Regions from separate parts of the Mus musculus genome. Here region 2 is linked to region 1. Evidence: chromatin loops called from intact Hi-C (ENCODE). Cell type or tissue: left cerebral cortex. All regions are shown on one strand. Each heading gives the region's core, and the rest is flanking DNA. Links, peaks and the distances in the headings are about the cores only.

Region 1 (2,500 bases), core at 1-2,500:
TCTTGTAGAACAAGGTAGAAGAAGGGCAAAAAGAATGTGCGAAGGAGGAAGGGGTGGAGTGTTAGAGAGCCTTTTCCTGGCACACCACGGCTCCTGCACTCTTGAACTCTCAGTGATTGTGATATCAGGATAAGACTGGGCCGGTTAACATTTTATCATGGAGGGGAGGAAGGGATTAGGAGGCTTCCATCCCTCCTGATGAGGTTAATACAGTTAATAGCTGCTGGGGGAGGAAGAGACATTGTCTTTAGTGGTATAGCTGCTAGGATGGATCTTGTGTTCCTATGAGCAATCCTAATTAAAATCATTTGGTCATCAAAAAAAAAAAAAAAAAAAAAAAGACATGACAACGGAAGAAGGACTTTCTGAGAAGAGACTGGCAGGAGTTAGAGTGGGCAAGGATCATGGGGGTTGAATAAGGATCATATTACATATATATATATATATATATATATATATACACACACACATACATACATATACCCACACATGAATGAAAATATAATAAACCCATTATTATGTATAATTAATATATGATATTTTTATAAGAAAAAAACCATTAGTACTTTATAAAGATTAACCAGTGTATGTATGAAATAAGAACTGTGAAGGTTAAATTCACTCGGAACTCTTTCAGAGTGAGCCCTCACACACTATGAACCAGCCCAAGGAGAAGCACACACACTGGGAGCTGGGAGCTGGGAGCTGGGAGCTGGCTGTCCATCCAGGCCATAATTCCAGCACCACAAAAACCTGTCCGAGAAGCTTTCTTCCATGGCTCTTCTTATACAAAGAAAAAAAATATAAAGAGTGAGAGCCAGAAAGATGTCTTTATAGTAAAAACTGGGACATGACATTTAAGACATCCGTGTCCACAAGGTTAATGCATCCTACAAACCCAGACAATGGAACAGCACCACCTCTATCATATGGCCTCTGTAAGTTCTCTTTAGCTGCATGTACAATCAACAATCCTCTTTGTGACTGTCCTTTCCCCAGGCAACCTGACTGACTAGGATGTTGCTCTGAGTCTACCTCAGAAGGCGGGGCTACCTTACAGCCATGCATACTAATAAACTTCCTCCAAAGACTGACCAGTAAGTGAAAACAGGAAGCCACCAAGCCCAAGGCAGCCCTGAGGTCTGGCTGTTCAGGAACACTCCTGGAACTTTACCCAGTACATCTGGCAGCACTGGGTTCCTTATGTGACTTCCTCCTTCCACTTTGACAGAGCCCAGTCCTCGGGGCTCTCTTAACACTTGTCTCCTGTGTCTGATGCTTTGCCTCCATCAACAGGTTCTTTCAACTCAGTTTTCCAGTCTGGGTGAGTCTCACTATTGCTGGTAGATTTAATGTAGACTAACATAAAACTCACCACCCTCACTGGACCTGGTGGAACATTCCTTCAACCTTAGCACTCAAGAGGCAGAGGCCACTGATCTCTGTGAGCACAAGGCCAACTTAGTCTACATTATGAGATCAGGGACAGCCAGAGCTACACAGAGAAATCCTGTCTCAAAACAAACAAACAAACAAACAAACACACCAAGAAAAGCCCAACCCCACAACAAACAAAACCTCACCCTCGACATCTTCTAAAATTCTCTAAAACCTTTTAAGCATTCTAAAATGTTGCGTGAATAGAAAAGGCACTGCAGGGACCATGAATCAGCAATCGTTTGGAGCTGCATCTGGCTGTTTATGCAGCAGACACTTTGGGAAAGCAATTTATGTTAAAATGCCCAAAGCTGTTGCTGGGGGAAACAGGCCATGTTGACGAGGTGGCTCTTTGACATTAGCCTACACCAGAGAATGCCACAGGCAAACACAGTTCTAGGTTTGATGATTCTGCCACTGGCTATAGAGTAAGTCACTCTAGATAATTAAGCTAAAGTTCACATGTGCCTGATGGAATGGCGGTTTTCTGGTCACATTCTACCTTCTAAGGTTACAGTCCTTCTCCGGAGAGAAAAGAGAAGAGAAGGGAAGGAGGAAGAAAAGGAGAAGAGGGAAGGAAGGAGGGGAGAGGAAAGAAGAGGAGGAAGAAAAGGAGGAAGGGCGACAGGGAGGGAAGGAAGGAGGGAGGGAGGGAGGACCAGACATAGGAAGAATACAGAGTCGTGCTATTGAGTGTCCTATCAGGTAGGATATTCTTTCCAGACTACCAGAGACTTGCTCAGAGAGAGACCCTGGTGTTCCTTTCTCCCACAGTTCCTGGGCTGGGTGGTAGTGAACAGATACCTTGTAGCTGCATCCCCTGGCCCACATCTATGTCCCCACTGACCTCAGACTTTTCAAAGCAGGTGACAGTCATAAGAATGTTGTCAAAGTCGGTGCAGCTCCACCTCAGCACGTACATCCCCTCTTCACTCCCTTCCTGCCGCAGCTTATTGATGGCATATTCTGTGCTGGAGAGAGAAGTAGGCAAGGACAGAGGCTCAAACCATAGAACACAAGCTGCCAGGGACACCCAGCCACACCCTGTCACCTGCCTGGCTCC
Region 2 (11,255 bases), core at 3,726-6,225, 830 kb after region 1:
CATCCTCAGTAAGCTCTATGTAAAGCCCCTTCATTCTTCCACATAGGCTATATCCTTTCTTAGATACCCAACTCTTTTATCTGGCTCTGGTGCTGGGGTCTGAACTCTCTGTAGAACTCAGGCTATGCTGTCATTTTTCTTTCTTTCCATGGCATTAATAACTTTTCTAACAAACTTCTTACTCCCAGCAATCCATCTCAAGTGTCCTTCCAGCACACCCTTTTAATAAGGACAATTGTAAATGATAAGGCCAAATGATATAGAGCTCAATATTGGTGTTGAGCACTTGCTCAGAGTAACATGTGAGAGGATGAACTTCAGTCTTATCCAAGCCACTGAATTCTTGTAGGATTTTTTGTTAAAGCAGCCTTTTTTCTTTCTTTTCTTCCTTCATTTCCTGCTTTTCTTCTTCATTTTGCTTGCTTCCTTTCTTCTTTCCTTTCTTTCCTTCGTTTTATGTCACAACATTTTTATTGATTATTTGGAAATTTTACATCAGGTACTTCCCAGGTCCACCCCCACCCTTTTAGCCTGCCCCAAAATCAAAGAACGAGGGGGAGGAGGAGGAGGAGGAGGAGGAAGAGGACAACATCAAGTCCAATTTGTGTTGTCCATATAATCCCTAGATTGTGATCAAACACCAGCAGACAACCCCTTATCAAGACTTTTCAATGGTTTTCTGTTTAGACTATTTCTTTTTGGTGAATGGGATTTGGAGAGAAAGAGGTTGTTACAGAAGCCTTCTATGCCTCTCATTCTCAACTGAGAATCTGCAGTCATTGATACCATCACAAAAGTAGCTTCCTTGTTCTCTGTAGTAAGTAACAGCTCAGATCATGGGTTTCCACATGGTTTCTGGCTACAGCATTGGCCATGAACATCAACATGGCTTCAGATGGCAGCACAGACCATGGATATCCTTGTGATCTCTGGTGATAACATAGGCCATGGACAGCAAGACAATCCCCAGCCACAACAGGGCCACAAATACCAACATGGACCAGAGACATCAACATGGCCAGGACAGCCAGCCCAGGTCACATGCATGAACAAGACCTCAGGCTGCAGCACAGAGCACCGGTATCCACATGGCCTTCACCAGTAACATGGTCCATCGATTCGGCCTTGGTTGATAGCATGGACAGCAGCCTTTCTTTTTTCTTTTCTTTTTTTCTTTTTTTTCTTTTTTTTTTTTAGGGTTTCTCTGTATAGCCCTGGCTGTCCTGGAACTCACTTTGTAGACCAGGCTGGCCTCGAACTCAGAAATCTGCCTGCCTCTGCCTCCCAAGTGCTGGGATTAAAGGCATGCGCCACCACGCCTGGCCGACAGCAGCCTTTCTAACCGCATAAAATATTGATTGAACTTGAATTCTAGTGTTCTCAATTTTCTTCCAGTTTTCCTTGTCATCCATATAATTTCTAGTGAATTTTTTTTTAATATTGCAAAACCTATGTTTTGTTTGTTTTCTGAGGCAGTGTTTCTCTGTGTAGCCCTGGCTGTCCTGGAACTAACTCCTTAAACAAGGCTGGGCTTGAACTCTGCCTCTGGAGTGCTGTATTAAAAGTGTGTGCCAGCCGGGCACCGTGGCACATGCCTTTAATCCCAGCACTTGGGAGGCAGAAGCAGGTGGATTTCTGGGTTCAAGGCCAGCCTGGTCTACAGAGTGATTTCCAGGACAGCCAGGGCTACACAGAGAAACCCTGTCTCAAACAAACAGATTGTGTGTGCCACCACCATCTAGCTCCAAAACTTAATTATAGTGAACTATGACAATAATATTTTAGGTTCTATAGCTGATAATGCCAATATTTTAGCATCTAGGTCATCAATATCTATAGTCACTTTTGCTAACTCTTAACTCACAATGGCTTGTTCTGTCTTTAAAATGATTCTGGACTCATGTTTGCTGTTTGAGTGAGATTTTAGAAATTTTAAAATGTCTGAGTTGAATATATTGTCCCTCACAATGGACTTTTTTTTTTTTTTTAAAGATTTACTTATTTTATATGAGTACATGGTAGCTGTCTTCAGACTCTTCAGGTGAGGGCATCAGATCTCATCACAGATGTTGTGAGCCACCATGTGGTTGCTGGAAATTGAACTCAGGAGCTCCGGAAGAGCAGTCAGTGCTCTTAACCACTGAGCCATCCCTCTAGCCCACTACAGTGGACTTTTATATTTTAAGCTCTCCTATCTGGGTTAAAACTAATCTAGAACTTTAATTTCTTGGCATGGTTTTCCCTTTTTCCCTGGGGAAAAAAAACACAAAACAAAACAAATTGAATTGCAGTCTTGTATTCTTACAGGGAGACTCATAAGGATAACACTTGTGCCTATCCAGTGATATGGGAGGGGGACAGACTTCTGTCCTGGCTCTCTTTATCAGAAGGTTCTGGCTTGAAGAACTATCTCAGGGCTAATTATTTTTGTTTCTTCCTTCCTCCTTTGGGAAATGTGTCTGAATTCTTTTGTAAATCATTAAATTGTGCAGTTTATGGACAAGAGCCTAGGCTCAAAGCTTGTTTTCTCTTCAGTTCACAGGAGTTATCAATGCATCCCCACCCATCTGGCCATCTACTTCTGATCTAGCCTAGATCTAGAGTTGGAAGTCTATCTGATACCTAAGGAGATCAAAGGATGGATGATTTCTGGATGTCTGTCCCACCAGCTGCCTCTATTGCAGTTTTATATCTGAATCTGCAAGCCCTTTACTGGTGTCCCCACAGTCCAGTGGCCAAAGAGAAATCTCATGATTGAGTTTATTTACAGCATTCCTCTTACAGAGCCTGGGTTTTTTGGCCCCACATTGCCCATGATCATGGACACAACCCAGATGTTGCCATCACTAAACCTCTGTAAACAATTATCTGTTACCCCTTTCTTAGGGCATAAGTAGAAAGAAGTGTAGCCTTGGTACTGGGGGCTCAATTATTTTGGGGCTCAATAAGGTCCCTCATACCACCTACACATGCGGAGTGTTCACATGTCTTGTACTTTAAAACATCAGATAAGGGATGATTTATACCAAACAAATGATGGCACTGAGCAGAAAGCCAAAAGGAAATTAAGTCTTAGTGAAGTGGGTAAGAGTTTCAGGGGAGCAGGCTAGTCCTTTGGAACTGGGAGGTGTTTGATCTACTCTGAAGGGTACCCGAAGAAAAAAGTCCCCAGGGCAACTGACCCATTAGAGTCCTCATGACAAATTGACTGCTTTAGTTTCCAAAATTCCTCTTTCAGAAATATGTGTCCAGCGTTGTCTGGAACCAGATTCTCTGCCTGCACACTCTGCTCAGAAAGATTGTGTGGGAAGCCACTCTCAGAAGAGAGCACAGCTGGGTTCAGTAGCTTACTCGGATCAAGTGGCCAAGAGTGATGGAAAGCAAGGGAAGCCGCTGAGGTGTGGCTGCTTTGGGAAGCAGAACACTAGAAGAGGGAAAAATTCAAAGCATCAAAGTGTTGAAAAATTGCTTTTAGAGTACTGTCAGCAGACAGCAGAGGCAGGAGACTCAGGGCAGCCCTAATGTCATGAGAAATGTTCATATGTAAAGCTAGAAAAATGACAGTTCTGTAACAGATGTAGAAGTAGGTTTTGAGAAAGCCCTTATAAACATGCAATATTTTAAATGCCAATAAATCACAATCAAGAGTTTGAGAATCAAATCCAGTTGAAGACAAGCATCTTGAAGGAAAACCATATGAAGGGACTCTACAAAATGAAATCTGTTGCCATTGTCTGGTATATTTTCAGGAGTTTGGTTAAAGCTGAAATTTAGATTTGTGTGTAGCATGGCTTGAACTTGAAGCCTTCAGTTTGGAAGGACAGGTTCATCTTGGTCAGGATAGTGTATGCTTATGCTGTTTGCGTCATTATTGAAAGCACTTCATTAGCATTCTGGAGCAACTTGTTAGTGTTGGAATGTGACTTAGGAAATAGCAAGATAGGTGGGTACTAACCAGCTCTTACCAGGAAATGAAGAGAAAAAGAGTCCAGACACTCCCTCCTGGCTCTCCTGTTACCATCAAGGACATTTTTGACACCTTAATGGTGATGTTTGAAAGCCTAAATGGGAGCCGGGCGTGGTGGTGCACGCCTTTAATCCCAGCACTCCGGAGGCAGAGGCAGGCAGATTTCTGAGTTCTGATTTCTGAGGCCAGCCTGGTCTACAAAGTGAGTTCCAGGACAGCCAGGGCTATACAGAGAAACCCTGTCTCCAAAAACAAACAAACAAACAAACAAACAAACAAACAAAACAAAAAAGAAAGAAAGCCTAAATGGAAAGTCTAACTATTTATTCGTGGGAGAGAAATTTTGAAAAGATTAAATAAAAAAACTTATATCCAGTTGGAACTGTAGAAGGCATGAGACCCACATTCTCATGGATAAGCATTAGATAAGCCAGAAATGTTAAAATGCAGGTAGAAGGGTGTGCCACCACGCCCGGCACTTAGCTTGATTTTTAAATCAGGCAGAGCCAGCAGCCTAGGTGGGGTGGGGTGGGGCTACCCACAGTGGACTGGACTATCCCACATCCATCATCATATTTGATGCCCTATAGACCAATCTGATGGTGACTGTTCTTCAATCCAGGTTTCTTCCCCTTGGATGACTCTAGCTTGTGTCAAGTGGCTACAAACCAACCAGTTCTCTCAGAACGTTTCTCATCTTGGGCTTTAGTGTTGTAAGAAAGGGATTGGATGATAGAAGAGAACAGAGAGGTTATGGCTCCAGATTTCCAGGGAACTAGAAAACACACATGAGATTGTCAGTTACACTATGCCTCCCCAAATTACAAAGATGGGCGTACAGAGAGCGGAATATGCGCTTACCAAGGCTACAGCCCCGCAGTTCCGCACTGGAAAGGTGGGTTGTTTTCCTTTCCTATTATGGCTACTGAGGACGTTTGCTCTCTGCCACAGGTAGCACAGCATTTCTGTAGCTTGCAAGAAGATTGAAATTCAGAACCTTAAGTGTGGTTTGCTAGATGGTATTGTTTTCACACCGTTAAGAGAAGAAAATGGTAAGGAGACACAGTCAACTGGGTTCCTCTAATGTTACTACTGTACCAGGACGCCGTGGTCCTAATTATGTGTTGGGCTCTGCTGCCACCTGCTGGTCATCTAGGAAAATAGACGAAAGCTTCCCGTATGTGATGAATACCTGACCCCCTGAATTTCAATCTTCTTCCAAGCTACAGTTGAGTAGGAACAGAAAAAGTGGACTACGTTTCGAACAGCAAGAACCCAAGCAGGTGAGGTGCAGAGGGCCTGTGGTTTATTCGGGGGACTTGGCCAGATTAGCATAGGAGGTCAAGGATAGATCATCTTATGTTTTCTGTGTGATTACTGGGGAAAAGCATAAGGTAAAGAAACAGAGCCTCCTGATTAATTGATAGTTTCTATTTATATTATGGATAATCCACTTACAACATTCAAGAGAAGGAGGAGTTTGATTCCTAGGGGGCATAAAGAGGGTGATTCTCTGCTTTTATTTATTTTTTCTTCTCTTCCTATAATGCATTTGGGTTTGATCATATGCATGCCCAATTACTCAGAGGCATAAGAGAGCCAATAGAGAGTCTTCTTGAAATTTTATTTGAGACACACATTTGAAGGATTGTGCATATACCCCAAACTGTTCAGGCATTTCTCTTCCATAAGGAAGGTATGATTGAATAAAATCTGTCTACATCTGATGATTGTCATGGCGGGGTGGGGGGGGAGGATGGAGAAACTTATCCTAATGTTCAGAGAGAGGTATATATGTAGCTGGATGCAAATGGGGCCTGAGGTTATTGGATGCATTGTTCCAGAGAGGGGTGTTATGTGTAAGTAAAAAAGCTGGGCTTCCACTTGCGTTATCAGAAGGCGATTTCATAAACCAAACCAAGAAGAGTCCCACATTATTAAACCATTCCCTATGCGTGCCTGCCTCAGTCCTCCTTGTTAATCATCCTTGAAAATTTCTGTAGGGTTGTGGGTTCCTCATCTGCTTCACCACAGGCCAGGGCTGCTTGGGGAGGTGGAACTCAGGGAGTTAGACTGTGCTTATCCCACACTGCCCTAGGCACCACTCTGGGGTGGGAAAGCACAGTCTGAGGTGTGAGAAAGACAGAACTGGTTCCAGGGTCCCTGGGCCTAAGCTGAAGTCGGGCTGTGGGGGACTCAGACTCTTGGACACCCAGGCACAGCTGGAAGTCGTGGAAGAGCAAAGAATGCAGTGGGTCTAGCCCAGGGTGGGTGTGTGTGGGTGCAGGGGAGGGGGAGCAGGGAGCTAGTCCCACGGGGGGGGGAGAGAGAGAGAGAGAGAGAGAGAGAGAGAGAGAGAGAGAGAGAGAGAGAGAGAGAGAGAGAGTTGGTGGCTTGAAAGCTACAGGCTTGGTGGAGGTTGTAGCTGGGAGTGAGAGCCTTTCTATGGGAGACAAGACAGTGTCTCTTTAGGTAAAGGCCTTCTTTGTGGTCTCCCACTGCTCCCCACTGCAGATCATAATGAAAAGAGGCAGTTCCATGTTCTGAATCATTTCTTGCCGTAGTGGAAAGTGGATGCATAAAACCATGCCCCGCTTCTCAGGGTGGGCCTGGGATTAAATACCTTTTGCAGGGAGGAATGTCTGGGAAGGAAAGCTTATTGGCTATGCCCTCCGGAACTCTAGCTACTTCATTAGCATGGAGACCTCTGTCTTGAGCCTATGTGACCTGTGTCTCTTTTATGTGAGAAGCATGGCATGTGTCCCAAGTCTGCCAGGGAGCTGGGAGTCACCTAAGCCTCAGGTGCGTGCCCACCGAGTCTCCGGGTCTCGACCTGCTCTCCCTTACCAAACTTCCTGGCATGGTTTTATCTCCTACAATTTTCTTTTTCCCATGTAGCTATTGAACTCAGGAGTAGTTTTGATCAACTGCTAGCAAAACAGAGGAGGGACATGTATAGTTACAATGCTTTCAAGTAAAAATTCTGTAAAGTAGGATTGTCCCAAAGGCCATACAGCTACAGCCTGTAAACAAGAGGACTCCGTGAAGCCTCTAAGTGTCGTTGATACCCTGGCTCCTGTAAAGGCAATGCTTATGTACTTGCTGTGGGACATGTGTTCTTTGAGTTGTTTGCCTACCTTGCCTTCATTTTCTGTTTGTTCACGATTTACTGTGAAATGCAAGCATCAAAGTTTTACAAGCAGGGACTTTCACTGTTACTATAAGATCTCCCATTTCTTTATTTGTCAAGTAATAAGGATTGGTCTTCTAAGCTCACTGATGCCTCAATTTTGCAGGCAGTTGGAGCATTGACACCCTAAATCCCTCAAGAGTGGAGTGAAAAATGGGGAAACCCAAAGTACCTGCCGGTAGTTTCTGAATGTTCCCTGGGCATACCCACTCCCACTCTCTTGTCCTCAGTCATAGTTATTTTCTGTAGCTGTGACAAAACACTGTGGCTAAGACAAATTATAAACAAAATCATTTATGGGCTTTAGGTTTCAGAGGGTTAGAGTTCATGACGGTGGAACAAAACATGGCAGCAGGACCTGCTGAGAGCTCACTTCCTGATTCACAAGCAAGAGGAAGACCAAGAAAGACACTGGGGAGAGTGGAGGCTTTTGAAATCTTAGCTCCTCACCAGGTAGACCTTGCAGTCTCTTGATAGTGCAGGCCTTGGCTGGCATCTTGTCCTTCCATAGTAATCTGCACACAGCTTTGAGATCTCTAATCCCAACATTAGCTGAAACCAATTCATAGGTGTTCAGTCCTGGAAACCCCATCTCTTTCTGCTTGGCTGCCCCTTTCTGGGAGTTCTGCTGATGTCCCATCATGTCCATGCTGAAGGTTATTCTCTGGATTGTTACAGTGGTCTTGTTCTCCTCTTCCAATCTTCAAAGGTTCACACAACCAGTCCCTTATAAAATTTAAAAAAAAAAGAAAAAACAAAACAACAACAACAAAAACAAAACAAAACAAAAAAAAACCTTCCTCTTTAAGCAATCTAAAATGTTCTTTTCCCTAGATCAGACCCTGACTATGGTCATGACTATTTTTCCCTAGATCATGGTTTTGACTATTGGTGTTTAAGGCAGGGTGGGCAAGTCCTTGGTGGTATTAAATGAGAAAAAGGTTCTGGTTGAATCTTACCTTAATTTCATCATTTGATACCAGGTGACTCTGCTAACAACCTTTTCTTTCATTATGCATTGCCATTTGCCTATGAAGTGTCCCTTCTTTCCTACTGCCTCCTAAAGGCTCATGTATTGGAGGCTTGGTTACCAACTGGTAGCACTATTAAGAAGGTGATTGGCTAGAAGTGAGCGTTTCATTAATGGTTTGAGCCACTGATTGGTTTCTGCTGAATTGGGATACCAAGAGATGAATCCTGGGGCTGGTGAGATGGCTCAGTGGGTAAGAGCACCCAACTGCTCTTCCGAAGGTCTGAAGTTCAAATCTCAGCAACCACATGGTGGCTCACAGCCACCCGTAATGAGATCTGATGCCCTCTTCTGGTGCGTCTGAAGACAGCTACAGTGTACTTACATATAATCAATCAATCAATCAATCAATCAATCTTTTAAAAAAAGAGAGATAAATCCTGGCTGGAGTTCAGAAGCAGGTCATTGGGGGCATGCTTCTCTTCTTGTCTAATCTCTCTCTGCTTCCTGGTGTACTGTCTCACCATAGGCTCAGAAACAGGGAACCAAATAACCATGAACTGTAGACTCCAGGCAACAAGAGAAGAGAGGAGAAGGGCTGATCTACCACTGCTATTGACTTCATTGGGGAATCTGCTCTGTCCTCACACCCCTAAGTCTTTGGGTCAGAGGTTCTTGTTCTTAGAGGAGACAGAGTGCCTCTTCTTGGTGTCCCCATGGCCTTTTCTGAGATAGAAGCTGGCACTGCTGCCTGGTCTCTTTGTGCTTTCCAGGCATGTGGACTATGAAATGTTTGGAAAGCTCCTACACAACGAGGAAATGAAATGTATTTATACTCACACAATCTATTCGAACTTGTGGGTGAGGAGTCCACAAGCTTTCTCTTAAAGGGCCAGGTTGTGAGTGTTTTCTGTTTTCTAGGCAATATGGTCTCTGTCACAACTGTTCATGTCAGCTTTTCTGAGTGCTGTGAAAACAGGGTAGACAATATATAAGTAAAGAAATGTGGCTGTGTTCCAAAAATGTATTATGTGTGAAATGGGCAGCTGGCTCACAGGCGAACATGTGACCTCAGCTCTGGATTCACATTCAAGTAACCAGGGATTGCAGAGCACAGAGGAAGCCATGAAATGGCACATGAGCATGCAGTCAGACAAATAGAGACCCTAAGAAAGGAACCTGTTTCTTACAAAAAGATAGATGATATATTTCATACGTGTATGAAAATGTCACAGTGGAACCCATTATTTTATACATTTAATTTTATGCTAATTAAAATATCCCCCTACCTAAAGTATGAGAGCAAAGTATGGCCATATATTAAAAGGGTATCTAAGAAGCTTATTAAGAAATTCTGCATGAAGTGCAGGGAGCAAGGGAAGCCTTGAGTGTATGAAGCCCTGAGGGTGTGTGTATTGTCTGGCATGGGCAAAGCCATGTAAAGAATTCTAAGGACTCAGAGCCATGGGCAAACGGCAAAGCTTCTCTTCCCGTACCTGGAGCAAGAATCAGAGGGATGGCAAAGGCTTCCTCCACGTTGATCATCATAGCTTTCTCCCAGCTGAACATTTACAGCCTGACGACTTCTCTGAAGACTTCTACTGGCATTAGCTAAATCTTTTCCATGTTTAGCTGGATGTAGTAGCCCTGTCTCTTTGTTACACTGTGAGCAGTAACCTTACCTCCCTGCTTAGCTGTTTGTACTACAGCTCCACAGTCAGTAATAACCTTGTGTCTCCGGTCAAGTATGTGTAATAAACATACTGAGCTTCTAGGGCCCTGTAATTCCTCCACTAGAGAGCCCGGTCTACTTGAACCCAGCTTTTCTTTCAATGTACCTGTCTGTGTTTGTCTTTTCTTCATTCCCTCACCATCCCATGTCAGGTCATGTCCCCAGCCATGACTGCTGCTGCAATGGATAAAAAGCTAGGTTATCAAGAAAGGTTGACTGTAGATTGGGACTGTCACATAGTGTTTAGGAGTAAAGCATCTTTTGGGTATAACAGTATTGTTGGACAAGCAAAGGTCGCAGCTCTCGGCCTTACCCCTGGTAGAAGGTGCTGGGGGTCGGGGGGGGGGAGAAACACTCTTATTTCTTGGATTTGACCTATTATGGCCACAAACCATTTGCAAAAGTGATAAGAGGGCGGGAAGAGATAGGTATGATGGATGAAATGCGAAGGCAGGTATTGACATCATTGAAACAGATTCTTAGTTACTGAGGTTTCGCTTTATTATTTCCTGTGTTTTTGTCTTGGAAAAACAATTTCAAAATGAGATGTATGAAAAATAGCAAAGCCAATTTTAGTTCAATGAAAAATTTGGGGATGTTTCCGGGCAACTATTTCTACTACTTCACCCTTTTACTATTTAAATATTCACCAAATAAAAACTACTTCACTCAATTCTAAAGCTACACAATTTCATCACTCCTTCTAAACCCCAATTTCTAATGGACATAAGCCTTTGGGTAGATGGTTGTAGCAATCTGTATTTTCTACTATATTCCTTACTCCTGAGGTATGTGTGCTGGGTATAAATCAGAATATGAGAGAATGCTCACACCCACCTTCTTTCCTTAATTTTATTTTTCAGTAAAAGATGTGACAGCTGAAACATTCCTTTACGTTTTCTTTTTGAAGATTAGTTGCATTTGTCACATAGACTGCCCCTTGAATGGTTTTGTGATTAGCTGTGCCAAATATGGACCTTGAGGACCCACCCCCCCTGAGACATGTGATGACAACAACCTGGGATGACACTACCTTAACTGCTTTCATCTCCTGATGTCCCACATTACTTAGCTATGGAAAACATATCTGTGTAACCTCTCTCCATCTAGTTTTATGGGCTGGTAAGTTTTCAGTACCTGTGATGAAGAACAACTTGCCTTTGATTTCAGACCCATGTTCTGAGTTTAAAACACACCAAACGCTTTTGCATAAACCCAGAATTTTTGTGCAAAGCCAGAAAAGACAATGAGAAATATTTACTGGACTGATTATAGCATCCTTGAATGTCCTTTAGAAAAATTGTCTTCTTCAGTAGATGGGTGAGTCTGGTTGAGGCTTCCCTACAATGAATCTTTACCTCTCCCCAGGGAAACAAACATAAAGAATAGCTTAGCC

What was found. Peaks named below come from ENCODE experiments on the same cell type or tissue, not always from the same donor. Only the 100,000 strongest peaks of a DNase experiment are listed, where the experiment ranks them.
Region 2: it touches region 1 in a loop (6-fold over the local background); 2 of 42 quality-filtered maps call a loop at or near these places.

What each region holds. Positions count from the first base shown.
Region 1 is chr4:101,171,802-101,174,301 of GRCm38, forward strand. Jak1 (Janus kinase 1) reads right to left here. Exons shown (of 25, transcript NM_146145.2): 10 at 2,285-2,408. Among named protein-coding and RNA genes, the nearest start is that of Gm24468, 14 kb to the right of the region's middle. In left cerebral cortex, for the core only: no CTCF peak of the experiment used is centred there; DNase peaks (open chromatin) are centred at 1,155 and 1,596.
Region 2 is chr4:101,993,625-102,004,879 of GRCm38, forward strand. No RefSeq gene overlaps it. Among named protein-coding and RNA genes, the nearest start is that of Gm12789, 12 kb to the left of the region's middle. In left cerebral cortex, for the core only: a CTCF peak has its summit at 5,105 (motif pointing left); a DNase peak (open chromatin) is centred at 5,091.